Regions from separate parts of the Homo sapiens genome. Here all the other regions are linked to region 3. A link is a loop called in an ENCODE intact Hi-C map of the cell type or tissue named here. Cell type or tissue: HepG2. All regions are shown on one strand.

The links. A loop is a pair of places that touch in the nucleus more often than their neighbours do. Peaks named below come from ENCODE experiments on the same cell type or tissue, not always from the same donor. Only the 100,000 strongest peaks of a DNase experiment are listed, where the experiment ranks them.
Region 1: it touches region 3 in a loop (3-fold over the local background); 2 of 110 quality-filtered maps call a loop at or near these places.
Region 2: a loop joins it to region 3, with 7 times the contacts of the local background. A loop is called at or near these places in 4 of 110 quality-filtered maps.
Region 4: a loop joins it to region 3, with 6 times the contacts of the local background. A loop is called at or near these places in 8 of 110 quality-filtered maps.

Annotation. Positions count from the first base shown.
Region 1 is chr2:215,414,551-215,422,550 of GRCh38, reverse strand. FN1 (fibronectin 1) reads left to right here. Exons shown (of 46, transcript NM_212482.4): 10 at 308-460; 11 at 1,750-1,878; 12 at 3,166-3,309; 13 at 7,593-7,714. Among named protein-coding and RNA genes, the nearest start is that of FN1-DT, 17 kb to the left of the region's middle. RefSeq lists a silencer at 1,711-2,005. In HepG2, no CTCF peak of the experiment used is centred here; DNase peaks (open chromatin) are centred at 1,860, 2,570, 3,800 and 4,950; H3K4me3 peaks cover 2,928 bases.
Region 2 is chr2:215,502,850-215,510,849 of GRCh38, reverse strand. No RefSeq gene overlaps it. Among named protein-coding and RNA genes, the nearest start is that of FN1, 71 kb to the right of the region's middle. In HepG2, a CTCF peak has its summit at 4,366; DNase peaks (open chromatin) are centred at 4,049, 4,409 and 5,139; H3K4me3 peaks cover 302 bases.
Region 3 is chr2:215,615,986-215,623,985 of GRCh38, reverse strand. LINC00607 (long intergenic non-protein coding RNA 607) reads left to right here. Exons shown (of 10, transcript NR_037195.1): 7 at 1,225-1,300; 8 at 2,636-2,868. It overlaps LOC102724861 (a long non-coding RNA gene), which reads right to left. Exons shown (of 8, transcript NR_187737.1): 2 at 2,061-2,128. Among named protein-coding and RNA genes, the nearest start is that of LINC01614, 98 kb to the left of the region's middle. RefSeq lists an enhancer at 3,606-3,900. In HepG2, no CTCF peak of the experiment used is centred here; DNase peaks (open chromatin) are centred at 4,705 and 6,595; H3K4me3 peaks cover 440 bases.
Region 4 is chr2:215,823,817-215,831,816 of GRCh38, reverse strand. The region is part of intron 1 of LINC00607 (long intergenic non-protein coding RNA 607); the gene reads left to right. Among named protein-coding and RNA genes, the nearest start is that of LINC00607, 16 kb to the left of the region's middle. RefSeq lists enhancers at 158-207, 228-307. In HepG2, a CTCF peak has its summit at 3,074; DNase peaks (open chromatin) are centred at 366, 3,106, 4,586, 4,846 and 1 weaker place; H3K4me3 peaks cover 1,136 bases.

The DNA.
Region 1 (8,000 bases), 200 kb after region 3:
AGTTAAATCCAGGCTTCTAGAACAGCAAGAACCCTTTGTGTGGATGTGTAGATATTATCTTAGTTTAACATCCCCTAACCCTTCCTGTAACTATTTTCTATGACACGTTTGGACTACGTTTTCTGCCTCCAGGGCTCAAAAATTCTACCCCTTCACCTGACAGCACTTAGATGTCTTTGATGCACACAAAGCTTCTTCCCAAGTGAGAATTCTTAGGATGACCAAACTGAACTGATCCTTTTGCACACATACATGTTTAGACCTGGTGATCATTTATCAAGTGCATTTCTTATCCATTTCCAAACAGCCCACGAGGAAATCTGCACAACCAATGAAGGGGTCATGTACCGCATTGGAGATCAGTGGGATAAGCAGCATGACATGGGTCACATGATGAGGTGCACGTGTGTTGGGAATGGTCGTGGGGAATGGACATGCATTGCCTACTCGCAGCTTCGAGGTATGCTGGCTGATTAACAAAAATATTTGAGATGGCAAAAGGTACAGAAAGGGACACTTTTTTTTATGAAAACTTGCACTATGCCAAAAGCAGGGGAAGAAATATGGAATGCCACGTCATTCATTAGTCTACTGTGCATGGTAAGATAAGCCTGAAAGGCTTAGCAGGCAGCCTGCTAAGACAAGCGGCATAGCAATGCTAATGTTCTGAAACACTCCTAGCATGTAAGTACTTAGGCTGAGCCAAAAAGATGGCTTCAAAAGTAAGAATGAAACATTTGATCCATTCAGCTTTAGGCTATGCCACTGGATTCATGTCTAGAAAAGATAGGATAATTTCTGTAAAGAAATGAAGACCTTGCTATTCTAAAATCAGATCCTTACAGATCCAGATTTCAGGAAACAAATACATAGGGGACTAACTTTCCTTGTTCAGATTAGTTTTTCTCCTTTGCACCCAGCTATATAATATGAGGAAGTATTGACTTTTTAAAAGTGTTTTAGTTTTCCATTTCTTTGATATGAAAAGTAATATTTCGGGAGAACCCTGAGCTATTAATAATCTATGTGGCTAGTGCGTAGATATTGGTCTGAATTTGTTCTCCTTTTGTGGTGTCCAGTGGGTAACACCATCCGGGAGTAATAATTACATGTGGTGTTGCAGAACTGAAAGAGACCTTAATAACACATAGAGACCTCACTCTATATAGATCAAGGAGCTGAGACCCAAAAAGGAAAAAGTAATTTTCTCAGGATCTCTCAAAGAGTGAGCAACAGAGTTGGCCTAATTTATTTTAGCGTTGTGAATACTGTTGACATTTTATTTCCCAAATCTAAGTATCTCCTCCCCTTCCCCCTATTCCAGAGACCAGACCACCACATCATGCTGGGTGTTAGATAAATATGTTTAATCTTCTTCTTATTTATCCTAACAAGCAGATATTTAAAGGAAATTATCAACTAAGCAAGAAATTTTCAGAAAGTAAGACATGTATTTGTTCAAATACTGGCTTCTCACAGGAAAGTGTATTTTACCACATTCTTTACTTGAGCATACTGTAACCTCTGCAAAAGTTACACATTTTGGGAAGAAAAAAATTTTTTTGGCAAAAATTGTATTACTGACCAAACTTTGAAAAAAATGTTATTCTATGCTTGTAGAAAAGTTATTTTAGTGGAAGGTGTTGATAATTAAGTGGAAGTAGTTGTATGCTTTGAGAAGCATACCTTTTTTCTTTCATCAATGGAACTTTAAAAAGTTTCTCACTCACCCACCTGTTTCCTAAACAGATCAGTGCATTGTTGATGACATCACTTACAATGTGAACGACACATTCCACAAGCGTCATGAAGAGGGGCACATGCTGAACTGTACATGCTTCGGTCAGGGTCGGGGCAGGTGGAAGTGTGATCCCGTCGGTGAGTAGCCCTATTTCCCTAGATGAGTTTGCACAGGGGGAATGGTTAGCAAGTTTCAGATAAGAAAAGCTATGTGAAATCACATGACTGAAGTTGGCTCCAGACTTTGATCAGTTGCTTGCAAAGAACTTTGCAAAGTCTTCTCTCTAATACTGGACCAAAATATCTCGATATTGGTAGTCGTCTGGTTTTTGCTGAATTTGGTGACAAATTTAGGCTTATTTTAATTGAATGGAATTTATTCTTGGGTTTAGAATCATAAAGATAATCCATGCTATTAAAAGTATTCTTTCCTTTTTTTTTTGTTTGTTTTTGTTTTTGTTTTTGTTTTTTTGAGAGAGAGTTTCGCTCTTGTTGCCCAGGCTGGAGTGTATGGCACAATCTCGGCTCACTGCAACCTCTGCTTCCTGGGTTCAAGCAATTCTGCTGCCTCAGCCTCCTGAGTAGCTGGGATTACAGGCATGCGCCACCAGGCCCAGCTAATTTTGTATCTTTAGTAGAGATGGGGTTTCTCCATGTGGGTCAGGCTGGTCTCAAACTCACTTCCTTACCAGCTGTGTAACAGCATGAGCAAAGGGTGTAAATATCACCCACCAAAACACTCTAGGTTTTTTTTTGGCCGCCCTTCAAAATAGAACTAAGCAAATAGTGAAGGCTGAGCCTTAAAAGAGCTGTGTTACCAGCACTACAAAGTTTAAGGTGATCCATTACTATTTCTTTACCAAAAGAGACAGGTTGCTCACTGAGAAAACAAACTGATAACATCCGTTTGTTTGACGTGAGATTACCAGAACTGAGAGAGAAGCCTGAGAGGTTTTCTTAGAAGCTGCTCAGCAGGTATACTCGTAAAGTCTAGTTCATTCATTTAAATGTCAAACAGTTTCTTTAAATTTTGAAGAAGTAAGGAAAATGAAATTATTGCAGATTTTTTTCTTGCTATTTAAATGTTAAGCCAGTTATATTAATATGGGTAAAAATAATAACTAATATTTAAAATTAATGTGTAGATTATCAATATACACTGAAATCTAAATCTTTACATTTTTATTTAGAAATATTACCTTTTAGAAAACTAAATATTCCTCCTAATAGGTACTTTGGTTTTTTTTTTACTACAAACTGTCCTGTAAGGTAAAGAATGTGAACAAAATATTTTTTTAACTGCATATATTTGTAAGAACAATTGCAAATTTCTATTTAAGCTAAATGTATGCTCTAGCACCCTGAAATTAAATTCGTAGTTATAAGTCTTCAAGGCTGTTTATCTTTTCCTTCCATGTATTTTAGACCAATGCCAGGATTCAGAGACTGGGACGTTTTATCAAATTGGAGATTCATGGGAGAAGTATGTGCATGGTGTCAGATACCAGTGCTACTGCTATGGCCGTGGCATTGGGGAGTGGCATTGCCAACCTTTACAGACCTATCCAAGTAAGTAGCTCTATTACTGCAAGTTGAGAACTGCCAATTGGGTTATAACAACAGGGCAGTGATTATTAATGCTCTCATGCCTAAGTTGGGGGTCTCCCCTCTTTCCCACCCTTTTCTCTTGTTATTATCTAATAATCAATTGAATTTTTGATTAAAATAATTTTTCTCTCTTCCTCTATCAAGTAAAAGGTAGAGAAGGCTATGAAAATGTGCCTGTTTATAATTTTACTTCTTAACTCTGTAAAATATTCTGTTAGGTTAAGACACTCTGGCTAATTTCATCTTATATCCATACATGGAAATAAAAACCACCAAGTGAGTTATGCTGGGAGTAAAGGTTTGGGGCTTTATATTATGATTCTTAACAGAGAAGCTGCATAGAGAGATGGCATGAAATGCAGCATAAGGTACGTGTTCATTCAACATGTCATCTAAGCTCCCTTTGCATCAAACTTTTCATTTGTTTGATCAGTTGCCACCAGGAACACAGTATGTTGGGCCAAGGGTTGAGTAACTTGGTCAACTCTCTGCCCACACAGTTCAAACACTCTCAAATGTTTATTGCTGGGTTTTTCCAGGTCACAAAGACATCATGCCTAGCTGTAGGTGTAATTAGTTCATTTGGGGGGAAAATTGCATTTAAATATTCACTGAGTGATTATAATAAAACATGTTAATAAAACATGAAAGGCTAATTAAAAGGCATCAGTTATTTGAGCAACTGCTGAGGTGCAAAGTCTCCAAAGTCTTCACTAACGTTTGACTGAAAATATGGCCTACATTCAGAAACAAAAGAGTTTCAGGGTGTCAGAATCTGCATGCGACAGAAATTAAGATTAACTCTGTGATAAAAGATTCACTGTGACAGAGAACAAGCTATGGGAACAACTTGGCCAAAGGTAGTGTTAGCCAAGCCTCATTCCTCCATTTCCTCATCTGTAATATGGGAAGATTGTAGCTGATTACCTTTAATGTTCCATCCTAAATACTAAACACCCAGATGCACCTTTTCTAGGAACTTGGAAGATTCTGCTTTTCCCAACCCTCAGACACTGTCAGTGCTGGGGAAGGTGACTTCACTTTTGAAGGCTTATAGCACAGATTGACCAACCTCCTAAATTGTATTTCTTGGAGGATTTAGGTGTAGGAATCACTTAATTTTTTGTAACTTAATATATATTTAAATCTGATTGTGGAAGTACTATAAGTATATGAATGGTTTGTTTGTTTATATGATGCAAATGATACTTAAATGGTAGAAACTTCTAAAAAAATGCTCTGTGGTTTCTATATTTATGATTGTTATTGGTGTTGCAATTTGCTGAAAATGATTTCCTTCTGAATGATTGAGAGAGATCTTCGTCTCTCTCAACATAAGGCTGTCCACATAGCTGCTTGCTGGAAGCATTTAGGTGGACATGTTGGAGATAAAATCTGGAAAGGAAGGAATCCTTGAGTATTGGAGTATTACATGTTGACCTTACTCCTACTCTTTAAAAAGGAGAACAGCAAGATCCCACTGAGCATAGAGGTGATTTCGGAGGGAAGAGATTGGAATTTGACCTCAGATATGCTCTTTGGTGCTTATCTGTATGTCTGGTTTGCTCCGTGGCCTAGCACGTAGGGCTTTAAGAGTGTGGTGAGAATAAGGGAACAGCAGATTACCAACAGATTGTCTCTGAGTCCTGCCTTGTTTGTTCCTCCTACAGAGAACTTGGTAGAGTTGTTCAAACTAGCAAAAGATAAGAGGCATTTGGTTTGTCAATAAGCAACTAGAAAAGCACAGATCTCAGCAAAATAAATAGAGAAAAAAAGGACTGAGTCAAAAAATCATAAATGTTTAACTTCTCCAAGGACACTACTATTGGAAATTATTCATTTAGACTTTATTTGAAACTAATTTTAAAAGTGTAGACATTGTACTATCTCCTTTTTTTGGTATCATCTCAACTATTTTATTGTTAGTTTATTCATATTGAATAAGAGAGGGAGTAAAGATTTCACAATGGCGATAGCTAGTATATGCCAATTAAGTTAATTTAAAAAGTTATACCAACTACCAGTAGCGAAAAAGGACTGTCAAAAGTTTAAATCTAAATAATGTAAAAGATGTCATAATTTTTAACTTTTCTGTCTTTAAAGGATACATAGTATAAGCTAGAGTAATTATACGTAGTATAAGCTAGAATATAGGAATTTAATTGATCTAAGAAATAACTGACACAAAGTCTCTTTACTTCCTGAACAAAAACATGCTAAATTCCATGCTGTTCAGTCCATTTCCTTTAAAGGTGGGCTATGCCACAGGGCTAGATTTTAAAACGTGGAATTTCACACCAGTGCTCGAAATCTTATGAAAGCAAAAGGGACCTCTGTAGTTGTACTCCACTTTGGCTTGAGTAAAAACCACTGCTGTACCCTTTTTCTTTCCTTTCCCTGCCCATTTTTATCCTCCTCCTTGTGTCCTTGTGGACATAGAAATATGATTAGGCTTAGAGGTGAACAGTAAAGGTCATTTATGTTATCTTTTCAAAACTTAATAGACATTTATCCATCATAAGCTTGTCCCCCCTCAAAATCATGATTGACAAGACTAAATAAAGTGTATATCAGGTGTCTCTTTATGGAGGAAATTGTAGTAGGATTTATTTAAAGGATCAATATTTAAATAGCCCTATGCCAATTATCATAAATAATTAAGGACATGATATTCCTAGCTTTCCTGATTTACATGGAAGTACGTTAAATAGTCACATCTCCAAAATTTTTCTTGAATAGTTGTCTTTAAAAATGTGTTTACATTTGTAAGGATCTTCATAAACAGAAGGGGTAATTCAAAGATAGGCATGGAATTGACTTATGCCAATTGATTAAAACAAACATCCTGTGTGTTCTGTGAAATACATACAACTTTAAAATGAAAAACTCATAATTTTATGCATGAATTTTGGTGTTCATGTGGCTTGGAAATATGTGCATTAAATGGAATTAAGATTCAAAGTATTTGCTAATCTTCAACCAACTTTGAATTGTTACTGGTGTGGAAGTGAGCATATTGTTTTAGAATTTCTGAATCTACATGGATATCCAAGTTATATATTTTTTCTGCTACAGAAAGCTTTGTTTTCCAAGAGAATTTAATGGCTTAGATAATAAAGTTTGAAAATCAATGTATTTTTTTTCCTAGAAGCTTTCAGAAAACTTAAATCTGTTAATAATCTGGTGAAGTGCTTTATTACACATACAAAATTTTGCTCTGTTTGACAGAGTGTCAGTTAGAAATTCTTGAAAAGGTTACTATAAGACACAATTTTTATTTCTAGTAATTTAAACATTGACTGACATCATAAAGATAGTGTTTTAAGAAAAGATAGTTTTCTGTTCTGCAAGCATAAATTTTCTAGCTATTTCATTATTATCTTAAATGGAGTTAACACTACTTAGAAATTGATGCTACTTCCCTTATTTTCCTTTTATTTTAAACAAAAGAACCAAAACCATACTTTAAATTTTGTTGATAACAGTGATATACATCAAGGTGTAGAAATACTGAATTTAGTATACACTTCATAAAGTCATTTCTGTTGACAACTGATTTTGGAAAAAAAATAAATTTAATCACTTAATAATTTGATGGATCAATGGTGTGATTTGGGAGTAAACTTCTTGAATAAAAATAAAACTTGATGTTTTTTCCAAACTGATAGACTGCTTAGACTGATGAGAAATAAAACTAGGTCTTTAATTATTACCTTTGCTATTTGTCTAAGATTCTACCCCCATTTAGAAATGTGTTTGTTTTACATCATCTCATATGGCCTTTGGAATGTTGTTTCCTTCTTAGGTAGTAGATTCATTCTTGATGAAAACCTTCCAAAATTAGAATTTGCTTTAAAAGAGGCTCAATACAATAAGTAAATGAAGTCTGTGTTCTGTATTACATTATTTTTGTAGGATCGTTTCACAATTTTCTCACAATTCTTACTTTGATAGTAGAGAAAATAAAAGCAAGCCAAGAGACTTTTTTTTAAAAATATATTTTATTTGCTATAAACAACTATGATTTGCATTTCTCATGTGAAGAATAATAATTATCGGCTAAAAATGGATTTGCTGCATTGATTTTCAACGTAAATATTTAAAAGATTAATGCCAGATAATTTTATTATACTCACATTTAACGACAAGCAAAGCTGTTTATAATGATGACTGTCCATGTACACAGTTTTAAGTTGAAGTGAGTGAATATTCAAGATAATTAAATGCTACATTTTCATTTTCAGGCTCAAGTGGTCCTGTCGAAGTATTTATCACTGAGACTCCGAGTCAGCCCAACTCCCACCCCATCCAGTGGAATGCACCACAGCCATCTCACATTTCCAAGTACATTCTCAGGTGGAGACCTGTGAGTATCCCACCCAGAAACCTTGGATACTGAGTCTCCTAATCTTATCAATTCTGATGGTTTCTTTTTTTCCCAGCTTTTGAGCCAACAACTCTGATTAACTATTCCTATAGCATTTACTATATTTGTTTAGTGAACAAACAATATGTGGTCAATTAAATTGACTTGTAGACTGAGGGGATTTTGGTTTTGGTTTTGGGTTTTGTTTTTTTGCGGTGGGGGGGCTGGTATTTGGAAGAATTTAGCTCTTTATGTTACAGAAATCTTTTTTGCAAGGACTTAGAAA
Region 2 (8,000 bases), 110 kb after region 3:
GGCTGGCTTGGAAGTTTTCACTGGGTAAATTTGGTGCAATTTGAACATCAAAGAAAGAGGAAAAAGGTACCTTCATAATAGAGAGATCCTGTGGTCAGCCAGACAAGTTGAGATTGTCTTTTAATAGGAAATCATGAGAATTGCCCATCATTTTTGTAGCATTCTTGATAAAAAAAAAAAAGTTTAACTGAATCTGATCATAAGGAAACAACCAGGCAAATCTAGCTTGTATGATATTCTAAGAACACTGACCTCATTTCTTCAAAAATATCAATGTCACAAATAACAGAAAAAAAAGGTAGGAGGACTTTTCTAGATTACAGGAACTAAAGCAATATGCCAAATGCAATGTCTGTCCCTTGATAGAAGAATATAAGTGTTCTTAAAGATACAGTTTGTCTAAAATGTACTTTCAAATTGTTTTAGACACACACACATACACATAGGGATACACATATACCTAAATAGAAAGATAACATGACAAAATATTAACATTCAGTGAATTTAGGCAAAGGATGAGCAGGAGCTCATTGTACTATTCTTTTCTTTTTTTATTATTATACTGAAGTTCTGGGATACATGTGCAGAACGTGCAGGTTTGTTACATAGGTATACATGTGCCATGGAGGTTTGCTGCACCTATCAACCCATTATCTACATTAGGTATTTCTCCTAATGCTATCCCTCCCCTTGCCTTCCACCCCACTTGACAGGCCCCAGTGTGTGATGTTCCCCTCCCTGTGCCCATATGTTCTAATTGTTCAACTCCCACTTATGAGTGAGAACATCTGGTGTTTGATTTTCTGTTCCTGTGTTAGTTTGCTGAGAATGATGGTTTCCAGCTTCATCCATGTTCCTGCAAAGAATATGAACTCATTCTTTTTTATGGCTGCATAGTATTCCATGGTGTATATGTGCCAAATTTTCTTTACCCAGTCTATCATTGATGGGCACTTGGGTTGATTCTGAGTCTTTGCTATTGTGAATAGTACTGCAATAAACATGCATGTGCATGTATCTTTATTGCTTCACTCTTACATACATTGTACTATTCTTTCAAAAAAAATTTTTTTTTTTTTTTGAGATGGAGTCTTGCTCTGCCACCCAGGTTGGAGTACAGTGGCACGATCTCAGCTCACTGCAACCTCCACCTCCCAGGTTCAAGCAATTCTCCTGCCTCAGCCTCCCAAGGAGCCGGGATTACAGGTGCCTACCACCAGGCACAGCTAATTCTACGGGTTTAAAATAACAGATTCTCCTCAACTTATGATGGGGTTACATCCTGATAAATCCATCGGAAGTTGAAAAAATCCTAAGTCAAAAATCCATTTAATACACCTAACCTACCAAAACACCATAGCTTAGCCTAGTCTACCTTAAACATACTCAGAACAACTATGTTATTAGCCTACAGTTGGGCAAAATCATCTAACACAAAGCCTATTTCATAATAAGGTGTTGAATATCTTATGTAATTTATTGAATGCTATACTGAAAGTGAAAAACAGAATGGTTATACGAGTACTTGATGTACAGTTTCTACCAAATGCTTTCGTACCATTGTAAAGTCAAAAAATCATTAAGTTGAACCATCATAGGTCGTGAACCACCTGTGGCTGGAGTAGAGACAGGTAACATCAACAAAAGACTGCAGACTCTGGAGTCAGACTGCCTGGGTTCAATTTCAGGCTCTAAATTCCAGCTATGCGATCAACATTTCTTGATCTGCTTGCTTATCTGGGAAAGGAAGGTAATAACAAACCTGTCTCACAGAATTTTTCCTAAGGATTAAATGCAAAAATTCATGTTAAACACACAGCACAGTTGTTTGGCATGTACAGTAAATACTCAATAAATGTTATGCTGATTATTATTATTACACTAGAACCTGTGTTAGCTCTTCACAGAATAAGACTTCTAGCTGATAATTAGATGGTACACATTTGTAAAAAACATATATTTTAAAATTTCTGTTTCTTCTTTTTTATATCAGTTTAAGATAATTTGCACCTGCATGAAAAAAGCAAATTACAAATCTTTATTTCAGAAACCCTAGTTTTGTTCTTTTTTGTAAATTGACTCTACTTTTCCAACCAGGAAAATGACAGAACTGTTAGCGCATTTAACCACATATGACTGACCCATAATAGTTGTACAAGAAATGTGAAAGAATGAAAGAATAAAATAATGAGTAAATGAATAAACTGGTCCTGGAAGTCAGGCTACCAGACTACACTCCCGAAATCTGCAGGAGTTATGAGCCTCTGCTTTGCTTTCTAGATATCTGTGTCAGCTGCCTCTCCCATGTGATGGCCAGATTTGGGGCTAATGTAGACTCTTTTGTATCCTCCATATTCCAGCCCTATACCCTAATTTCAGAGTTGCTTGTCTACTTTTTCTGTGGGCTCTGAATGGTTGTTTTAATCTATATTCAGGCAGAGTAACAGGCATGAGGAATGTATGACGTAAAAGGTGCCAAAATCAACCACTATGCAAAAAAAACTTCTCTTCCAGCAGCCTGGGTGGGGGCTTCTAGCTGGAGAATATTCAGTTGTGTGAGGGCATCTTAGTAGACCACCAGTGGTATCTGGAAGAAGGAGCCCCCAAAAGCCTCTATCACTCATTAGCAGGTTTACACAATTCATTGAACAGATTGAATAGTTTAACAGATTACTCCATTAATTAGATTTTGGGAGAACAGGGCAGTTATGTGTTGGCAGAGCAAACAGAGAAAATCAAATTCTGGAGTGTGGAACGTTTACCCAAAAGAAATGCAGCTCTGGCAGCCAGATCAAAAGGTAGGGCTCTGAGCAACAAGAAGACCACGCAGCTGAGTGGGAGGAACTGATGGAAAGAGAGATGTGGGTGCAAAACACAAGCCTCTCACCCTCTTTATCCTAGAGCTGGTCATGCGTATTTCAGGAGAGCACACAGATCAAAGGCCTCTCACCTCCTCTTGTTCTTATTTCACATGCCATATCAAAATGTTTTTTCAAACACTCTGATGGGGAAGTTAATTTAAAAAAAAAAAAGAGTTAAAAGTATGCAATGAAGATTTTCCTTCTTTCCTTCTCAAAGTCTCCACAGTCTTTTGAGTAATGCATGCAATTGCCTAAACCAAAATCTTTTGCCATTCACCAGATGGATGCAAGAAACTGACTTATGAAAAGGCTGACAGATGACCACTGAGTATAAAGCACCCTGACACCAAAGTGATCAAAGTCAAGAAAATAGAAAGACATTTTCACTGAAAGGGAGAAAAATCTGCACCAAAAACACATGTGGCTGAATCACATCCAATGGACAGCCTCTGCAGATTTTATTCTTTGACTTTAAAAATATTCAGTGTTTGTAATTTTTTAAAGTTTGCTTTATCATAGAATTCTTTAATATTCAATCTAGAAATCAGCCAAACTAGAGTGCTTAGTAATTTACTACAAGGAAAGACCAAAGACTTTTTGAGAGTAACAAAAAAAGAAAAAGAGGAACTTCCTACAACTGGATATTCTTAAAGACAGCTCACTTCCTGCAAACTCAATGAAAGGGCACTATACCAATATACTAATGCAATTGCAGGTATGATTTATATTTAACTTCATAACTTTTGCAAATCTAAGGAACTGGAAATATAGGCAATATAAAAGAGTAGAGAAGCTAAACATTAGGCTGCAATACATTTTTTGTTTTATACTTGATGTTAGTGAAGTAGACAGTCAATAATACACAAGAATTCAAAACCAATCAAAATGTGAGCAGGAAGGGTGCATACCTGGAAAACACCTGTTTAGGATCAGACAGAAATAAATACAAATTCTTTTTTTTTTTTTTTTTTTTTTGCCACAACTGGCTACACAGCAAGTTACTGTGTATCTCTGAGCCTTAGCTTCCACAACTATAAATGGGAATTGTACAACTTCATTCTCAAATTCAAGAGATAACATATATTAATCAGCAGGTTGAGTCTATGAGTGAGTAACACATGTTCACTATTATTCCAAAAAGAGTCACCCTGGCCCATTCCTTTGACCCTGTGCTTGAATCAACATACCTGTTCCATAATAAGGTGAGCAGCATCTGGCCTTGGAGTTTCACAGACCCACAGCCTTACCACACTCTCTCTCTTTCATCTCACTTTCTATCATATTCACAACCTATTTTAGTATATCAGTGACACATAAGAACTAAGGATATAATAATCATGAAGGGTTTTAAGTTTAAAATACTAACAAATTTTATTTTCAGAAACAGAGTTTAAAGAAGAGGCAAACAATTCATTGCTGCTTTCTTTTTCCTACCTGCATTCTGTCGGACTTGAGCTACATTAAAAATCCAGCTGTAGGCATCAGAAATCAAAAACATTTTTACACAAAGGCACCCCCTTCAGGCTCCTAGTTCCTGCTACTGCCATTTCTTTTGGGTAAACATTCCACACTCCAGAATTTGATTTTCTCTCTTTGCTCTGCCAACACTCTGCACTGTTTTCTCAAAATCTAGTTAACAGAGTAATCTGTAACTATTAAATCTGTTCGATGAATTGTGTAAACCTGCTGATGAGGGATAGAGGCTTTTGGGGGCACCTTCTTCCAGATACCACTGGTGCTCTACTAAGATGCCTTAACACAACTGAATATTCTCCAGCTAGAGGCCCTACCAGGCTGCTCGAAGAGAAGTTTTTTTTTTTGCCTAGTGAGCGTTTCTGGCTTTTTTTTTTTTTTTTTTTTTTTGAAGCGGAGTCTCACTCTGTCGCCCAGGCTGGAGTGCAGTGGCGTGATCTCGGCTCACTGCAACCTCCGCCTCCCGGGTTCACGCCATTCTCCTGCCTCAGCCTCCCGAGTAGCTGGGACTACAGGCGCCCGCCACCACGCCCGGCTAATTTTTTGTATCTTTAGTAGAGGCGGGGTTTCACCGTGTTAGCCAGGATGGTCTCGATCTCCTGACTTCGTGATCCTCCCGCCTCAGCCTCCCAAAGTGTACCTTTTACATTATAAATTCATCACGCCTGTTACTCTGCCTGAATATAGATTAAAAGAACCATTCAGAGCCCACAGAAAAAGTAAAAGTAAAAAGAAGCAAGGTTTGCTGACTCAGGGAGAGTCTGAAAGGCACTTTGGACTTGGCCCTATCTCCCTTCCCACCTCTTTGTCCTTATCTACTCCCCACCTCCTCCTGAAAGCTGCCAGATTGTGACTGTATTTTTGACCCTAGTTCTTCTGAAATTCTTGTGCAATGAGTTTATTACTTTCTTCTGCTCTTGCAGTTTCCTCTCATATTCTTTCAAAACGTTTTCTTATGAAATTGTCTTATTCACCCGATTGTAGCCAGCCTACCCTTCTAGAACAGAGGACTCCCATTCTTTCCTGTTCTGTATTTTATCTAAAGCCAATTCCAATTCAGAACCACCTCTATTTCTAAATTTTGATTATACATTAATACGTCTTGTAACATTCCCCATTTGGCTCCTCCAACCCATTTTTTTCTTCCATTAATTGATACAGATCTGAATTCAGAAGTGGTCTTCTAGTGGACTTTCCATAAGTACAAAATATTTATTCCAGCCACAGAGGTTTGCATAACTTTACATCTTGCCTTTGGTATTTATGTCCTCTGTTGGTGAGAAAGTCTGAAAATTTCCCAATGTTCTTGTGAGTTAAGGACACCTCAAGAGCTATTTCAATAAGGTGATTTTCCTACTCCACGTTTGTTTAACATCATGCATGCAATCTAGTATCCTATTTAAGAAGATATTGTCTGTGGATGAGATAGAAGGCAGGGAACAAATTGACTTACTAAATCTTTAGGCAGTAAATAAAGACTTCTTCTCTGAGCTCTTTACCACAAACACAAATAACCCTAAACCCTCATATCCATGTTAATAAATCCAAAACTCCCCTTCTGTCCAACACAGACGATGCCTGTCTTTTCCTAGCCCTTGGAAACAACTATTTAATTACCTGTGTAATTCTCACCAAGTTATTACCCTTTGCCTTATCAGAAAATGTTTTCTGCTCTGTCATTTGGTTTAGTCAGTGTGTTTTTCTTGGAAAGTTTCTGTTTCTGTGTCTCCTGTACCCCCAGAAGACTCACTCTTGGAGTCAGCACATGACATTTTTTTCCAAGTGCAGAGGAAGGGCTCTGTGGCCCCTGCAGAAGAACCACAGCTGTGGCTCTGTGACTTACAGGTGGCGAAGAACTTGAAGGGAGAACAGCCAGGTCCCACTGGCTATTCTGGGATGTTTGAATGACTCAATAACCATTATTCATTAAAAAGTAGGTTCCTGCTGCACTTCTGTCCAGAGAAATCCACAAGGTGCCCATGTGAGAGGTAATTTGGATACAAATCATACCTGCTTTGCAAAGCACCTACCCTTATGGCTTTCAATTTAAGGACCTATTGGAAACCAATGTTCCATTTTGTTCCATCTATGGGCATATTACTGAATATGACAGGCCTCTCCTAAATGACGTTTATTCATACCCCTTGTTCAACCCTACTTTCAGCTCCTGTATGATGACTGCCTACTTCTTTGAGGCTTCCCAGGATCTCCTAAAGTGATTCTTATCATATGCCACATAACCCAAATTCTAAATCAGATCTTCCTAAACAATACTTTCCAAATTTTGTGGAAGTCTATCTAAGAATTTTCATGATACCCACAAATAGGAAACTAATTTTATTTAAAAGCAAAAGTTTGTGGGTCTAAAGGTGTTTTTCTAGTGGCATGGCCTCCTCCATAGGAAAGGGAAGGGAACAGACCTTTAATCCACCAGATACAGCACTACCTGCTTTCTATAATTATCCCTGCATTTTCTCACAGAAACTTTATGGATTATATTGTTAGTCCCATTTTGCAAATAAGAAATGAAGGCTCAGAGAAATTAACTAGATCGAGTGTCTGGGCTCAGATTTCACCTGGTTCTAATGCTGATGCTGCCTCCATGAGATATGCTCCTTTCAAGGAAGGTGTTTCCCCATCCTTTGGAACAACTCCGTCTAGAACAGAAAAAGAGAAAGGTAAATGAATTCATCCTAAATTGGGAGGGAGGGCAAAGCTGTCATCCTCCCAAGCTCAAGAGAAATAATGTAGTAATAAATAGTTTTTAGTGCAAATAAAAATAGATTGTAAAGTACAAACAAGTTAATGATTCTGTTTAAATAATAGAATAGAATGTGAGCACCAAACACACAAACATTTATCACAGTCACTTTTTTATGAGAGCTATACAAAGAATTTTTTAAATGATCATTATGCACATCTGCTCCACATCTGTAGCCTCTCTGTCTGCAACTTTATGGCTAGTGGCAACAGTGAAATTACACCATCCCTCTTCACTGTAAGGCAAATCTAAGAGGCCTCCCCACTGACCATAATATTAGGGAACACAATGAAGGGAAAATAAGTGTCTGGGCATGGCATGGGGGCCTAGGGCAGTCTGTGGAAGACAAAGTTGTGAAGCCGGAGAGAAAGTACCTATCATTTCAGTTGGCTGAGGCATCCTAGGTAACAGAGCTACAGACATACTCTAGGATAAATAAATGTATAGATTGTGATGTTAAGATTCCTGGTCAGAAGGCCCTTCCACCTGCGTAAACTATTCTACTGTAATTGATCTGTTCCGTGGTCATTTTTGTTTTGTTTTGTTTTGCTTTGTTTTTTTGAGACAGTCTCACTCTGTCCCCTAGGCTGGAGTGCAGTGGTGCCATCTCAGCTCATTGCAACCTCCGCCTCCTGGGTTCAAGCAATTCTCCTGCCTCAGCCTCCCGAGTAGCTGGGATTACAGGTGTGCACCACCACACCTGGCTAATTTTTGTATTTTTAGTAGAGACAGCGGTTCACCATGTTGGCCTGTCTGGTTTCAAACTCCTGACCTCAGGTGATCCACATGCCTCCCAAAGTGCTGGGATTACAGGTGTGAGCCACTGCACCTGGCCTATTTTTGTTATTATTGCTGTTTTTTTACTTTACTCTCCCAAATATGAGATGATAATTACTACTGTGTGT
Region 3 (8,000 bases):
CTTAAACTTAGAACTTTTATCTGGGAAGTTTGTTTGGACAGTATTCAAATATAAGTGATAAAAATATACAAAGGCTGGCCAGGTGCGGTGGCTCACACCTGTAATCCCAGCACTTGGGAGGCCGAGGCAGGCAGATCATGAGGTCAGGAGTTCGAGACGAGCCTGGCCAATATGGTAAAACCCCGTCTCTACTAAAAATACAAAAAAATTAGCCCGGCATGGTGGCAGGCACCTGTAATCCCAGCTACTCGGGAGGCTGAGGCAGGAGCATCAGTCAAACCTAGGAGGCGGAGGTTGCAGTGAGCCGAGATTGCAACACTGCACTCTAGCCTGGGTGACAGAGCAAGACTGCATCTCAAAAAAAAAAGAAAAAAAAAAAGAATATACAAAGCCTATTTATGATTTTTAAAATTTGAATTCAAGGAAAGTATTGTTGCTTCTCTTAAAAGTTTTCGCTTAAGAACATGTTTTCATCTTCATTTTCCCTCATTCATCCTGAGGCCTTCAGCCCTCCCATAGCAAGAGAATATAAAAGAGGTGGGACAGAAAGAGTGAACAGGGCATCCCAACAAAGATGCGTTTTCCATTTTCCTCTGTATCTTGCAGCCTCTGTTACTACTGGGAGAGAGAGGAAGCTAATCAAAAGTGGAATGAATTTGTACTGTTTATAGGGCCTCCTCTTTCCCACACCCTTTACATACCTCACCTTACTTAATTCCATGACAATATAGTGAAGTCTATATTTTTATTCCGATATTACAGACACGTATACTAAAGGGCTCAGAGAGTAAGTAACCTGTTCAGAGTCACAGAGCTATAGCCGGGATTGGAGCCCAGGGCTGTGTGATTGTATAGAGCACCTTACGTGGTCCCTACCTACATTATGCTGAGTCCTTTTGCCTGCAATTAGGCTGAACTGCTGACAAGTCAGCTGGAAATCGTGGTTACAGCTGTAGGCCATAATCACAGGCAAACAATAATAAACAAAACATCTTCTGGGAGCTGAATTTGCAAAAACCTATGAAGTTATGGCAACTGCAGCCCTGAAGACAAGGCCCAGGTAGTACCCAGGCAGATTCAGAGAGAGCTGATGGAGAATAGGTATGAGTCTCCTACCTGGCCATTACTGTTTGGGTAGAACTTCCCTTCTCCCTCCTTCTGAAAACAAAAAACAAACAAACAAAAAAAAAAACTTGAACTCCACACAGGTTTTTTCTATTGCAGCTGCTGCAAACCAATGGGCTTTGGGGAACTGTGCTTCCCTTCAGAAAGGAAAGAGTATTTAACGATGAAAAGGAAGGTAAGAAAGAGGGATTTATGTGCCAGAAAATTTACATCATCTTTAGATGAAGGAGGGCTTGAAGGAAACATCCCAGCATGTAAAAGAGAAATGAGAAATGAGTACTTTTTAAAAAGTATCTATGTTCAACATTTCACAGGCATTGCTAAATCCCTTATTTTAAAAAATTATTTTTTCCCTCATATTAGCAATGTCACAATAGTCTCTATCACTGGAATTACACTGTATCATGCAAGGGGGTGGCAGAGGAAAGCACAGGCAGTGATGGATATACAGATCAACATAATGTGATGTGGCATCCCTTCTCAACCGCAAATACAATTACCTCCAGGGTGGCAGAACAGCCAAACTGCTTCAGTAGATTACTAGGATATTGCCTTGCTGCTCTAAATCCTAAGTCTATTTTCTGGGTTTCTATATATTTGTGGGGAAATGAATTTCCAGTTAAATCTTTGTTATTATCTCCCTAGAGCCAAAAATTGTGGGTGGGGCAAAGACTTATATTCAAAACAAATTTTATTCCTTGACGCTATCACTATCTTTCTTCCAAGGCCTCTTTGTCCAAGTACAATTCATTAACCACCATTTATGGAATACCGCCAATGCATCAGTCACTGTGCTAGACATTAGGGATAGAGACAAACAACACACTCCATGCCCTCCAGGAGCCCATGTTTAGTAGAGAAGAAGGACAACTGAACAAATAGTCACTACATAAAAGTTCACTGGTCAAGGTTTATACAAAGTATGATGAGCATACCTGGTATGTATGAGTATCTTCCAAGCAGGGAAAATTTCTTATGTTTTCTGTTGCAAAACAAATTTCCTCTGTTAAAAAAAAAAAATAAGTTGGCATCATTCAAATCGTCAACCCAAATTAACTGGTCTCTAAGTTATTGATGCCCTGTAGCTAGAAAGTCTTTAATTCTGTTACTGAAATCTACTGAAACATAGCCAAGTCTAATATCATACAACCCAAAGGGGAAATATCACATTTATCTAGATATGTAATTGAAAAAAATCTGTATACTTAGAAACTATGATATTTTCACTGCTTAACAATTTGGGGAAATCACATCAGGCCACATATTTAGAAGGTATCCCATGGCAACCATGAGAAGTTACTTTGGTCTCACATAGCTGAACATAAAAATGAATCCTGGCTTATCAGATGTCTGGAAGAAGGGGCAGCAAAAGTTATATCTCCTTTGAATTATTAAATTAAGTTCCTCTCTGGGTCTCCACGAGCTCTGGTGAAGCAAGAAAATGCATGTCCTACTCTTGGTCCCATGGATGTAGTAGACGTTCTTCATGCTTGATTTTTTTTTTTTTAAGGATTGTGTCTTACTTATACTTACGGGCTTGTGGTTCAGCGGAGACCACACTGGACTGGACTGAACAGACAACTGAAGGGCTCTCTCTACCTTTCAGCATCTCTGTCTGCCTTTCTGACTACCTAAAAATTACTGCAACCTCTGATTCTGTTTCTAAGGTGGATTTTCCCTACTCATGCTTCCTAGAGATTTGGTGAGGATTTGTTGAGTCATGGGACATTTCAGCTTGCCAAGGTAAGGCTTCATTTTGGCTTTGTATGGCCCTTCTGGGATCACTGATGTCCCTGGGCCAGGTTCATTTGTATCTGAAGGAGGGAGGAGTTAGTTTGGAGGCACAGTCTAAGAGGAGAGAAGTGGAGGGTGAAGAGGAGGGGACAGCAACTGATCTCTTTATGGCATCTTATACAGAGTTGGCACCTTGGCAATTAGGATATCGGGGACCAAAAGCTGATGCACCACTTTAACAAGATACTTTGTAAATGTAGGGCAGGGTGGAGGTCAGAAACACAGGCAGGACTTCCAAAGGCTGTGGGCACTGTCCCTGTGAGGCTCAAGTGACAAGGTGGGAGACAGGATTGGGTGGAGGCCACAGTTCTTCCATGTTGAAGAACTCTCTAGCATCCTGAAGACTGCCTACCTAGAGACCAACCCAGCGATGCTGGTGCTTTCTTGGTAGACTCCTTGGAGAGGCAGTCGTGAGGAGTCTTTGTGGTCAGTGGACAACTGGGGACTGGAACATGGGGAAGTTGGGTGGTTACAACTGTAATTAATAGACCAATCTGTGGCCCACATGAGATCCACCTGAAAGAATTCTTGCCCAGCTCTGTGCCTTCTTCCTAAGATGTGGCACCCAGAATGGCACCAAACATGCCTAGTGAGGTTTGGATCAAGAGTAAGCTGGCTTCTCTGCTATGTTTTCAGTAGCCTTCCTGAAAACACCCAGCATTTGTTTAGCTTCTTTAGCTTTAGCACGTGTTTCCACCAGTGTCCCTTAACGGAGAGGATGACTATGTCACTGAAGAAGTGGAGGGGCTGAAAATGGACTCAGCTCTTGGCCCCTGTAGAGACTGCAAGACTCCGTGCACAACGTGACAGTCGGGGCTTCCTCTGAGCACTGCGCCGTTCAGCCCTATTGCGCAACCTGCCACGCCCTGTTACTGTAAATGGAACACCGGCTGTGAGCTGGTCAAGGCCCTGCCATGACAAGGCCACTTGCATAGGACTCCAAATTAAAAAAAAAAAAAAGGCCTTTCTTATTGACTGAAAAACTGGTTGTGTTTTTCATATTTTTCACTTTCTGGAGCTGAATTATTAATAGGCAAAAATTAGGTGGGGCTTCATTGATATTCTCACCAGCTTTTACAAACCAAGAATCGGAAAGTGTGCCTCGGTGAGTTGCCTTTTGTTAGCAGTGTGGAGATGCAGGCAAAAGTGATCAGCGTGGTTTGTATTTGCAGCCGCCCCTCCCCTCTCTTCAGAGTCTCTCCTTCCCGGCTGCAAGGTGCGTCTTTAATGTGCGACACTGACAAGGCGTTTCAGCCATGCAGCTAATTAATATCATGCCGAGGCTCAATGTGACAGGTCCTTCAGACTCATAAATCAGAAACCACTAACAAATGTCGTTCCTTTTCTGATCTCTTTCTCTTGCTTTTTAATATGTTGATTTACTTTCAGTATGCATAACCAAAAAAGAAACAAACCAATAAAAATACTGATGAAAATGCCGGGTGCCATGGCTTGAATGCGTTTTAGACTTTCCAAGCCAGCAAGACAACAGCCAGGAAAACAGCAAAGAAAAAAAAATCACCCTTGCCTTTCAGGGTATGGACATAGGAGGAAAACAAAACATCAGATAGTGGTCTATCCTTTAGAGACTATGAGTCACTCCCCAGGGGCTGTATCAAAACAGACCTAGTTACCTGGAGAATACAAAAAATGGCCTGGCCAAAGTTCAAACACTAGACTGACCAAACAAAAGGATTCCCAGGGAAGAGGCGCTAATCAAAGCTCTGACAGCACGCAGCCCTGATGAAAAACGACTGTGGAGAATTCCCATTAAGGATATTTGAAACCACAGTTCTTATCTTTCCCTCCTTCCCCTTCTCTCAGCTGGGGACCTGCAGACTATCTTTTCCCTCCAATCTTATCCATGTACCGGAGACAGACTGTGTTCACTTAGGTCAAATGTGGTCAGGGTGGAGGGGTCAGGTTACAGCTCCCAGCTAATGAAAAAACTGTAGCTTCAAAGTTGCCTGGTTTGCCAGTTCTCTCAAGAAGATCCACATCCAGTAAAAATAATTCTTAAATTTACCCTACTGATGGGAGCACCTGGAAAAAAGGATTTTTTTTTTTAAGCCTGAATATCAAGTTTGAAAAAAGCCAATTATTAGCAGCCTGGAAGAATGCTTTACAAGATCTTGAAGAAAGATAGACTTAAAGAAAATAGTGGAATATTTTTTCATTAATTCATAGCCACAATAGTCCTATTCTTAGAGAGCTTTCTTTTCACAGCCATACTGATTTTTCAAACACTAATTTCCTCTTACTAGTTCTGCTCCTTGTGGAATTTATTAAAGAAAAGAAGAGTAGAGTCTTCTATTTATTGTGTGGTTGCCAGATAAAGTATCTAAACATAAAAATTAAAAAATTGCTTAGATTACATAGACACAGGCACTTAAATTTTAAAAGATAATGTTTAAAAAGATAAAGTTATCAGTTATATTCATGGGAATGAACATTAAGCATTCATCAAAAAGATTTTAAGAAATAACTGGGAGTAAGGGGGAATAAGAATATAAAATTAAAAAGTATTTCTCAGAAAAGCATAGCACAGCATGTCTGTAATAGAAGGAAGCAAAATAAAATGTTACACATTTTAAATCAAGAAAGTTATCAAAATGTCTAAATCCCTGCCCTAAATCACTGAAATGATTATGTACATCCATTCTGTCTCCCTCAATGGAGAACACTTGCAAATACATAGGTCCTTTAAAATGCTTTGGTGAGGATGGATATGGTAACATTGTGTCAGAGGCGTGTGAACCAGAGCACTTCCATCTTGAACAGGGGCTGGGTGAAATATGGCTGAAACCTACTGAGCTGCATTCCCAGAAGGTGAAGCCATTGTAAGCCACAGAATGAGCTAGAAGGTCAGCACAAGATACAGGTCATAAAGACCTTGCTGATAAAACAGCTTGCAGTAAAGAAGCTGGCCAAAACCCACCAAAGCCAAGATGGTGAGGACAGTGACCTCTGGTCATCCTCACTGCTATACTCCCACCAGCACCATCACAGTTGACAGATGCCCTGGCATTGTCAGGAAGTTACTCTATATGGTCTAAAAAGGGGAGGCACTAATAATCCACCCCCTGTTTAGCATATCATCACAAAATAACCACAAAAATGGGCAACCAGCAACCCTCAAGGGTTATTCTTTTATTCTTCTACTTTCTTAATAAACTTGCTTTCACTTTACTCTATGGACTTGTCCTGAATTCTTTCTTGCACGAGATCCAAGAACCCTCTCTCGGGGTCTGGATCAGGACCTTCTTCCTGTAACAATTGGGTGGACTAGGTTATGCTGCAATAACAAGCAACCCCAAAGTCATGGTGACTTAAACCACAAAGATTATTTTTTGCTCCTGTTATATGTCAATCAAGATTCAGCAGGGCTGTTTTGTTCATCACACTCGAAGAATACAGGCTGATGCCAATGCTGGCTCAAGAGAGACCTGGGGAGTCTCTTCCCAGACCTGGGAAGATCATGATCTTCTCAGAAGTGGGAAGGGACACAGACCTGTTCCATTCACACTTCATGAACCAAGTCATGGCCAATCCTAAACATCAGAGTGTGGAAAGTGCAGTCCAACATGAGGAATATCTTATGGAGTGGGCAATATTGATGTCTGTCTGGAATGTTTGCATTGGTTCTTTTTCATCTGTGTTTTGACTTTCTTCTAACAGGTGTTGGCCTGTTTACAGATGCCAATAAAATGCTTCTTTGAATGTAACTTCTTCCTTTTGGAATTCCAGGCATCTTGCTATCTGTAGAAATCTCTTGGACTAATAACAGGGTATTGACAATGGATTTCAACGCATAATGCCTAAAGGCAGGTGCAAATTTGAAATTCCCAAGTCCTTGTTTGTCCTGGAAGTCAAGCCTCTTGCAAAGTTAAACGATTTCAGTTTTTTCTCTTCCTGTTTTTTTCCTGTTTCTTTCCTCTAATCATCTTTATCTCCCAGATCTTGTCCCATGGCCCCTGTTTTACTGACTAAAACAGAACTTGGTCTGAACTTTTAAAACATATTCTCCAAGGCTTCCAGCATACCATTTCTGCCATATTTTCAAGATCAATTGTGGATGACCGTAATAGAGCCAGACTCTGGCACCAATGCACAGAGGAAAGAGTTTACAAATATTTATAAAGAAAAATGATTGAAACTAATTTTTTTTGTCAAAATGAAATTCAAGATGAAGACTACACCCTTCCTTTTAATCAGAAGGTGCACGAGGTTTAGGAGAATGCAATGAGAAATGAAATTCACAGGACTTGCTGGCTTCTAATCTTCCTTAAAAAATAAGAAAATTAAAAAGGGAAATTTAGGCTTTTTATCAGGCCAATTCAGATATGTTTTTGAGACATGATATAATAGTAAATCACAGTATAACATTTACATTAACAGGCTCTTGAAAATAATTGTTATTGTAAAAACGATACATTTATTGTAGATAATTAGGGAAATAATGAAAGGTATAAAAAAAAAAAGAATCAGCCATAATTTTAGCCTCTAGAAATAATAATTGCAAGCATTTTGTGTTGTCCTCCCAGCATTTTCCCTGTCTCTGCAGTTTTTTTATACAATTAAAAAATATACTGCAAAGGGTATAACTATCGGTCCACAAATTCAGACATACTTGAAATATTAATTTCCTTCATTTTTTAAGGCTCAAGCTGATTTCTTTCTTCTTTTTCTTCCCCCCTTTTTTAGAGACAGGGTCTTCCTCTGTCGCCCAGGCTAGAGCACAGTGGCATGATCACAGCTCACTGCAGCCTCAAACTTCTGGGTTTAAACAATCCTCTTGTCCCAGCCTCCTGTGTAGCTAGGACTACAGGTCCATGCTGCCATGCCAGGCCAATTTTTTAATTTTTATTTTTGTAGGGACAGGGTCTCATTATGTTCCTCAGACTGGTCTCAAACTCGTGGTCTCAAGTGATCCTCCCTCCTTGACCTCCGAAAGTGCTGGGATTACAGGCATGAGCCACCATGCCCCATATAGATTAGTTTCTATTTTAAGACCTCACTTTGCCTGGGAACTGAAATTTAATCTTGGTCAATGTCAGCCAAGTTCCTTCTTTCTGGAGGTT
Region 4 (8,000 bases), 210 kb before region 3:
AGAGATGCGGAACAACTCACAGTATCTACTTTCCAGACTGTCCTCTGGCCCAGGTCCCATGGGCTTGTGCCTGAGTCTTAAGGAGAGGGGTCATTGGGAGCAGGAGGCAGCATTACTTTGTTATCCATGCCAAAGGGGAAGAGGAAATTCTCCCTTACTTAAAGAAGAGCAAAACATTGCATCAGCATCTCAAAATCAGCAGCTTTGGTAGTGCTGTGACTTTCGGTTTCTCTGAAAGTGTTCCTCAAAGAAGCCAGTATTTGAATTGTTTGCTACTCAGCCACGAAGAGATAAGAAGCCTGTGTCAGAATGCATGTGAACACGCTGCTTGCTTCCTAGAAGCCTTGCTTTGAAAAAGAAGGTCTGCCCATCCACATCATTTTGGCTGGTATGTCTCTGGTCTGCAGTTATTATTTTTGGTCTTTGCTCTCATGTAAATGGTAACGTCTGGCCTTGTTAATGTATAACTCTAGTCTCTCAGAGAGTACTGCCAATAAAAATTTTTTAAAGTTAAATTAGTTCAATCATTGTGGAAGACAGTGTGGCAATTTCTCAAAGATTTGGAACTGGAAATACCATTTGACCTAACAATCCCTTTACTGGGTATATACTCAAAGGAATATAAATCATTCTGTTATAAAGATACATGCACGCATATGTTCATTGCAGCACAATTCGCAGTAGCAAAGACTTGGAATCAAACCAAATGCCCATCAATGATAGACTGGATAAAGAAAATATGGTACACATACACCGTGGAATACTAGGCAGCCATAAAAAGGAACAAGATCATGTCTTTTGCTAGAACATGGATGAAGCTGGAAGCTATTATCCTCAGCAAACTAACGAGCAATAGAAAACCAAACACTGCATGTTCTCACTCATAAGTGGGAGCTGAATAATGAGAACACATGGACACAGGGAGGGGAACAACACATACTGGGACCTATTAGGGGAAGTCATGCAGGGAAAGCATCAGGAAAAAGAGCTAATGCTTGCTGGGCTTAATACCTAGGTGATGGGTTGATAGGTGCAGGAAGCCATCATGGCACATGTTTACTTATGTAACAAGCCTGCACATGCACCCTGGAACTTAAAAAATAATAAAGAATAAATGAAAAAAATTTTTTTTAAGTCACTCAGAGATGTAATGAAATATTCAGTCCTATTTTACTTCCCAATAAAGAGCTTGGAGAAGCTTACGGACTGTGCAGTAGGTGTCCTCACATGCCCTGATAAGCAGGGAAGAATGGCTGGTCGTTGCCCATGGTACATATGACCTCATTGTCCCAATTGCCCTATGAGTGGCTGGACTGCTTAGTCATGAAGGTGTGGTCCAAGCAGTGATCTGGAGGCAGGGAAATTAAAATGCAACAGTCCAGCTGGGACCCTTCTGCCGTTACACAGTGAAGCTACTGGGAAGCTGTGTCTTTGCGAGGTGGGGGAGTCTGAAGCTTCATTTCATGTCCCTGCTATGGTGTGAGGCCTCTCTCTCTTTCCAAAGCTAATTATTTGGAGCCATTGTGAACTCCCACTTTCAGGCGATTTGAGTTCCAACAGTTTATTTCACTGTCAGTTGTTCTGAACTTAAAAATAATTTTTCTACCAAAAATAATAAAAGGAACGAAGGGTCAGCTCATAGAAATCAACTTAAATTCAAACCTAGATGAACTAATGTACATTTGCAATGAAAAGAAGCAGAGAAATCAAATGTTATAGTTTAGGTATGCAGACTGTGTTTGCAAATCCATTAATTATAACTGAACATAACCAAATTAATAAAAATAATTTCTTTTTTCTACAATATGGCTTTGACGATGGCATTTTTAATTAGAGGAGGAGAGGAGAATGTTGGAGACTTGTGGAGATTATCCAGGGGGAAATTCTCAGCACATTTGAAGCCTTTAGAAGTTAAGGAATAATTTTACTTAAAACTTTAGTTTGACACCCATGTTTTACTAGCATTGATCAGCCACCCCAAGGTTCATTTTTAATCACAAAGAAAGAATACGGAGCCTTGAGAGCGTGAAGGATCACGCCTGTAGTCCCAGCGACTCTAGAGGCTGAGGCTGGAGGATCACTTGAACCCCAGAGTTCACGGTTACTGTGAGCTGTGATTGCACGACTGCACTCCAGCCTGGGCATCCTAGAGACACCTGTCTCTATAAAAACAACAAGAAAGAAAGAATGTGGGGAAAAAGAGGATGGGTATCTTGGGTCAGTTTCCTGGAATTCAGACTCTGAGATAGTGTAGTTGACTGGGGAGCCGCTCTGAATCAACCCCTGTGGAGTAACAGAAGCAGAACTGGAGAAGAGGAGATGCAGGTACCGCAAATGACTTGGCTGATGGCAGGGCAGCCCTGAAGCAGGCACAGTCCTTCAGTTGTCTATCTCCTCATTGATCAGTGAGTGGATAGGGGCCACTTCAGGAAAGGTGTGACTTGGAGCATGCAACTCCCCCGCTGAGAGCAAATCCCACGGACGATGTCTCCTGAGTACCACGGTCGCTGATACGGTTTGGCTGTGTCTCCACCCAAATCTCACCTTGAATTTTAGTTTCTGTAATTCTCATGTGTGGTTGGGGGGACCTGGTGGGAGATAATGGAATCATGGGGGCAGTTTCCTCCCTACTGTTCTCGTGGTAATGAATAACTCTCACGAGATCCTATGGTTTTATAAGGGGAAACCCCTTTCGCTTGGCTCTCTGATTCTACCCTGTCTGCTGCCATGTAAGATGTGCCTTTTACCTTCTGCCATGATCGTGAGGCTTCCCCAGCCACGTGGAACTGCGAGTCCATTAAGCCTCTTTTTCTTTATAAATTACCCACTCTTGGGTATGTCTTTATCAGCAGCATGAAAATGGACTAATACAGCCACTAACACCACAGCCATTGGTGGAATTGGTTTCGGTCCTGAAATCGCAGTATCCACTCTAGCGCCATATTTTTTTTCTCTCAGGTAACTGGGCAAGGATGGGAGAAAAGAGGAAAAACTGTGTTTATGGAGGTGTGTAAAGATAGGGGGAAAAAAGACAAGCTGTGGAGGAATTAACCAAATTGAGCTTTGGAAGACAGAGGGCAGCAGGGAGCAGCTCTTGCAACACCTTTCTGAGGGGAAGAGGAGGTGAGAGGGAAGGCCCGGCTCAGGCTACAGGCTGCTCTTGCCAGAACAGTTGAGCTGCTGGTGAGGATATGCTGCCCTAGGGGAAGGAGGGACAGTAGACTGACCTGATATTCAAGGCAGGGAACAGTTGATGACATTTTATATTCTACCTTAGGGGGTCCTGCACAGAGAAGCAGGTGAGGGCTGCTATGGTAATTCCCAACGTGTTTTATTTATTTTATTTTATTTTTAATATGGCAATACAGATCAGTTTTGTTTTGTTTTGTTTTGTTTTTTTAACATTTTGCATCTTTCTACAAAGTGTTATACGGGCAATTTTTCTTTTCTTTTCTTTCTTTCTTTTTTTTTTTTTTTTTTTTGAGACAGAGTCTTAGTCTGTCGCCCAGGCTGGAATGCAGTGGCTTGATCTTGGTTCACCAGGTTCAAGCGATTCTTCTGCCTCTGCCTCCCAAGTAGCTGGATTACAGGTGTGCACCGCCATGCCTGGCTAATTTTTGAAATTTTTTTAGTAGAGATGGGGTTTCACCACGTTGGCCAGGCTGGTCTCAAACTCCTGACCTCAGGTGATCCGCCTGCCTTGACCTCCCAAAGAGCTGAGATTACAGGTGTGAGCCACTGCGCCTGGCCTAGGCAATTATTTTTGATGCCAAAGTAGAATTAATTGTTTTCATTAATTTTTAAATTAAGGCCAGGTTTGATGGCTCACACTTGTAAATCCCAGCACTTTGGGAGGTTGAGGCCAGAGGATCACTTGAGGCCAAGAGTTCAAGACTAGGCAACATGGTGAAACCCCCTCTCTACAAAAAATAATAAAAAAAATTAGCTGATCATAGTGGCATGCACCTGTAGTCCTAGCAACTCAGGAGGCTGAAGCAGGAGGATCTCTTGAATCCAGAAATATGGGGTTACAGTGAGCTATGATGGTGCCACTGCACTTTAGTTTGAGGAATGGAGCAAGATCCTTTCTCTAATAATAATTAATAGTAATAATAAGTTTTAAAATTAACTGTGCTTTAAGGATTTTTGTGATACCTTCCTAGACATCCTGTTTATTGTTGCAGAACTGATTGGATTCTCTTTCATAGAGCTCTGACCATAGAGGATACAAAGCAAATAAATAGAACAATCCTTGCTTTCAAAGGAGATTTTGATACAATTTTGAAAAAAAAAAAAAGAATGCAAAGTATGCTGCTCTTCCTAATGCCAAGGAGTATTTTACTTTTTAGCAAAAACCTTCTCTTAAATGTGGAGAACACTCAGGGGGAGGTGGAAGAGAGAAAGCAGTGAACAGATTCATCTTCCCTTCTATATCTGAAAGGATAAGCAGGCTGTGCTTTCCAGAGTGAGTTAGCATGCTATTTTATACAAATTCTGGGAAATGTCGGGCGTTTAAGTGTTGCTTTCTTGTTTGTTTAGTTTTCACGGTACTCCGGAATGTGTGTATCTCAGACATTTGAAAGGCATTCTGTAACCTATATTCCAGATATTATCCCTTAGTCATCTTTTGGGCTAGTCTGTCTGTAATTGATGAGTGTGCTTTTGAAATCCAGGGTTATCTTTGTTTAGGAAATAATTAATTGCTTGACATTGATGACCCTATTTTGTAGTTCTTTGTTCTATTTTGTAAATTTAAAAATGCTTCTTTTATCTTTGTATCGTTAACTTTGCCTTTATTACCTGACGAATAGCATATTTGCTGCTTAGGCAATGACCTCTGCAAATCAGTGTTTGGTGGGAAGGGCAAAGAGAACATGTAACTGTAACCTGAGGAGGAGTTTTTCTTTATCTCTTGTTCCGCTCTTATAGACTCCAGCGAACCACTAGAAGGAGCCTGTATCAGCCACTTTCCAATTCTTTGCAGTGATTATGTTTGAAGCAGATATTTATGTTTTCATTCCTGTTGATATCAGTGGGAATACTCTTGATAAACATAAGATGTGGGAAATATTTATTTCTGGGTCCTCTATTCTTCTTTCAGAAACCTTTCTCTCTCTTTTTTTTTTTTTGTCCACTCCTTCAAACTCCAGGCTTGCCACTTCTTAGTGGCATGACTGTCTCCTTTGCCCTTCCCACCTAGACCACGCCATAGCTTGTGGGTCAACCTCCTCACTTGGCTTTCCTGGTACCTCTGCTGTATAAACTTGCTGTTTTGGTTTCACTGCCTCAGGGCCTTGTTAGAAGATTTGCCAGTTCTTCTGATAAACCAGTCCATGCAATGCTGTTAATAGTTGATCAAAATCAACCCCAAATATGCCTCCCCTAAGAACCCGTTCCCATTCTAATCTGACGGGGGTCTTTAACACATTTAATTCCAAGTTTTCCAGTCTGGCCTGTGCTTAGAGAAAAATTCACAGGATAAGCACAACACATTTTTCTGGAGCTTCTCATTTACTTTAAGAACCTTAAAGGAAAAACTCACATTATTTTCATATTAAAAGAAATAAAGATACAGATTACACTAGACATCAGAATTTCTCATATCTTAAAAATAAAACATGAGAAAATAAGAAATTTTTACTTTTGGTGAATTATTCTGGGTTTGGTCTCTAGGTACCCTGCAAGGCTTGCATAAAAATCTTAAGAAGCCAAACCTCTTTGGTTTAAGCAAAAAATAGTTTTCAATGCTCAGAATTATAGACATTTGAGGAGGCTAATTTTTTTTTTTCTTTTCAGCACTTCTCTGATCATTTGCCCAGATGGGATGTATTTGCTGGGCCAATAATGTGGGCAGGAACACATTTTTCAGGCCTGAATATTTTTTTGAATCTCTTTACAAAGTCTTGTTTGGGTCTATTTGTGTTTTAGATCAAGTCTTGGTTGGTGAGTTAGAGATCTAAGTGATGACATTTAGCAAAAACATGGCATGGAGCTGCTTTTTAGTTTGCATTTTGGGCTAAGATAAGACACTTTATGTGCTTCCTTATAAAGGATATTTAAAATTTTTGAAATATTTACTTACAGTAGTCAAGTCAATGTCAAACAAGAGAATGAATCTTCAGGGAACTTTGAAGATAGGTTTAAACTTTTAAACATATGCATTTGTTTTATTGTATCGTAAATTATATAAAGAAGAATTACAATGAGGAATTGAAAAATTAATGGGATTTTTTTTTGTCAGAGGAATCCCTATGGGGAAATTATTGTAGAATCCGACAATAGTGCAAATTATTCATACTTTGTTGCTTTTTTAAAAAATTTTATCTTATTTTAGGCTTTTTTTATTTTTATTTTTTTTAATACTTCAAGTTTTGGAATACATGTGCAGAAAGTGCAGGTTTGTTACATAGGTATACATGTGCCATGGTGGTTTGCCACATCCATCAACCCATCATCTACATTAGGTATTTCTTCTAATGCTATCCCTCCCCTATCCCCCTACTCCCTGACAGGCCCGGGTGTGTGATGTTCCCCTCCCTGTGTCCCTGTGTTCTCATTGTTCAACAACCACTTATGAGCGAGAATATGCGGTGTTTGGTTTTCTGTTCCTGTGTTAGTTTGCTGAGAATTATGGTTTCCAGTTTCATCCATGTCCCTGAAAAGGACAGGAACTCATCCTTTTTTATGGCTACATAGTATTCCATGGTGTATATGTGCCACATTTTCTTTATCCAGTTCATCATTGATGAACATTTGGGTTGGTTCCAAGTCTTTGCTATTGTGAACAGTGCTGCAATAAACATGTGTGTGCATGTGTCTTTATAGTAGAATGATTTATAATCCTTTGGGTATATACCCAGTAATGGGATCGCTGGGTCAAATGGTATTTCTGGTTCTAGATCCTTAAGGAATTGCCACACTGTCTTCCACAATGGTTGAACTAATTTACACTCCCACCAACAATGTAAAAGCATTCCTATTTCTCCATATCCTCTCCAACACCTGTTGTTTCCTGACTTTTTAATGATCATCATTCTAACTGGCATGAGATGGTATCTCACTGTGGTTTTGATTTGCATTTCTCTAATGACCAGTGATAATGAGCTTTTTTTAAAATGTTTGTTGGCCATATAAATATCTTCTTTTGAGAAATATCTGTTCATATCCATCACCCACTTTTTGATGGGGTTGTTTTCTTTCTCGTAAATTTATTTACATTTCTTGTAAATCCTGGATATTAGCCCTTTGTCAGATGGAAGATTGCAAAAATTTTCTCCCATTCTGTAGGTTGCCTGTTTGCTCTGATGATAGTTTCTTTTGCTGTGCAGAAGCTCTTTAGTTTAACTAGATCCCATTTGTCAATTTTGGCTTCTGTTGCCATTGCTTTTGGTGTTTTAGTCATGAAGTCTTTGCCTTGCCTATGTCCTGAATAGCGTTGCCTAGGTTTTCTTCTAGGGTTTTAATGGTTTTAGGTCTTACCTTTAAGTCTTTAATCCATCTTGAGTTAATTTTTGTATAAAGTGTAAGGAAGGGGTCCAGTTTCAGCTTTCTGCATATGTTTAGCCAGTTCTCCCAGAACCATTTATTAAATGGGGAGTCCTTTCCCCATTGCTTGTTTTTGTCAGGTTTGTCAAAGATCAGACAGTTGTAGATTTGTGGCATTATTTCTGAGGCCTCTGTTCTGTTCCATTGGTCTATATATCTGTTTTGGTGCCAGTACCATGCTGTTTTGGTTACTGCAGCCTTATAGTATAGTTTGAAGTCAGGCATCGTGATGCCTCCAGCCTTGTTCTTTTTGCTTAAGATTGTCTTGGCTATATGGGCTCTTTTTTGGTTCCATATGAAATTTAAAGTATGTTTTCTAATTCTGTGAATAAAGGCAATTGTAGCTTGATGGGGATAACATTGAATCTATAAATAACTTTGGGCAGTATCACCATTTTCACCATATTGATTCTTCCTATCCATGAGCATGAAATGTTTTTCCATTTGTTTGTGTC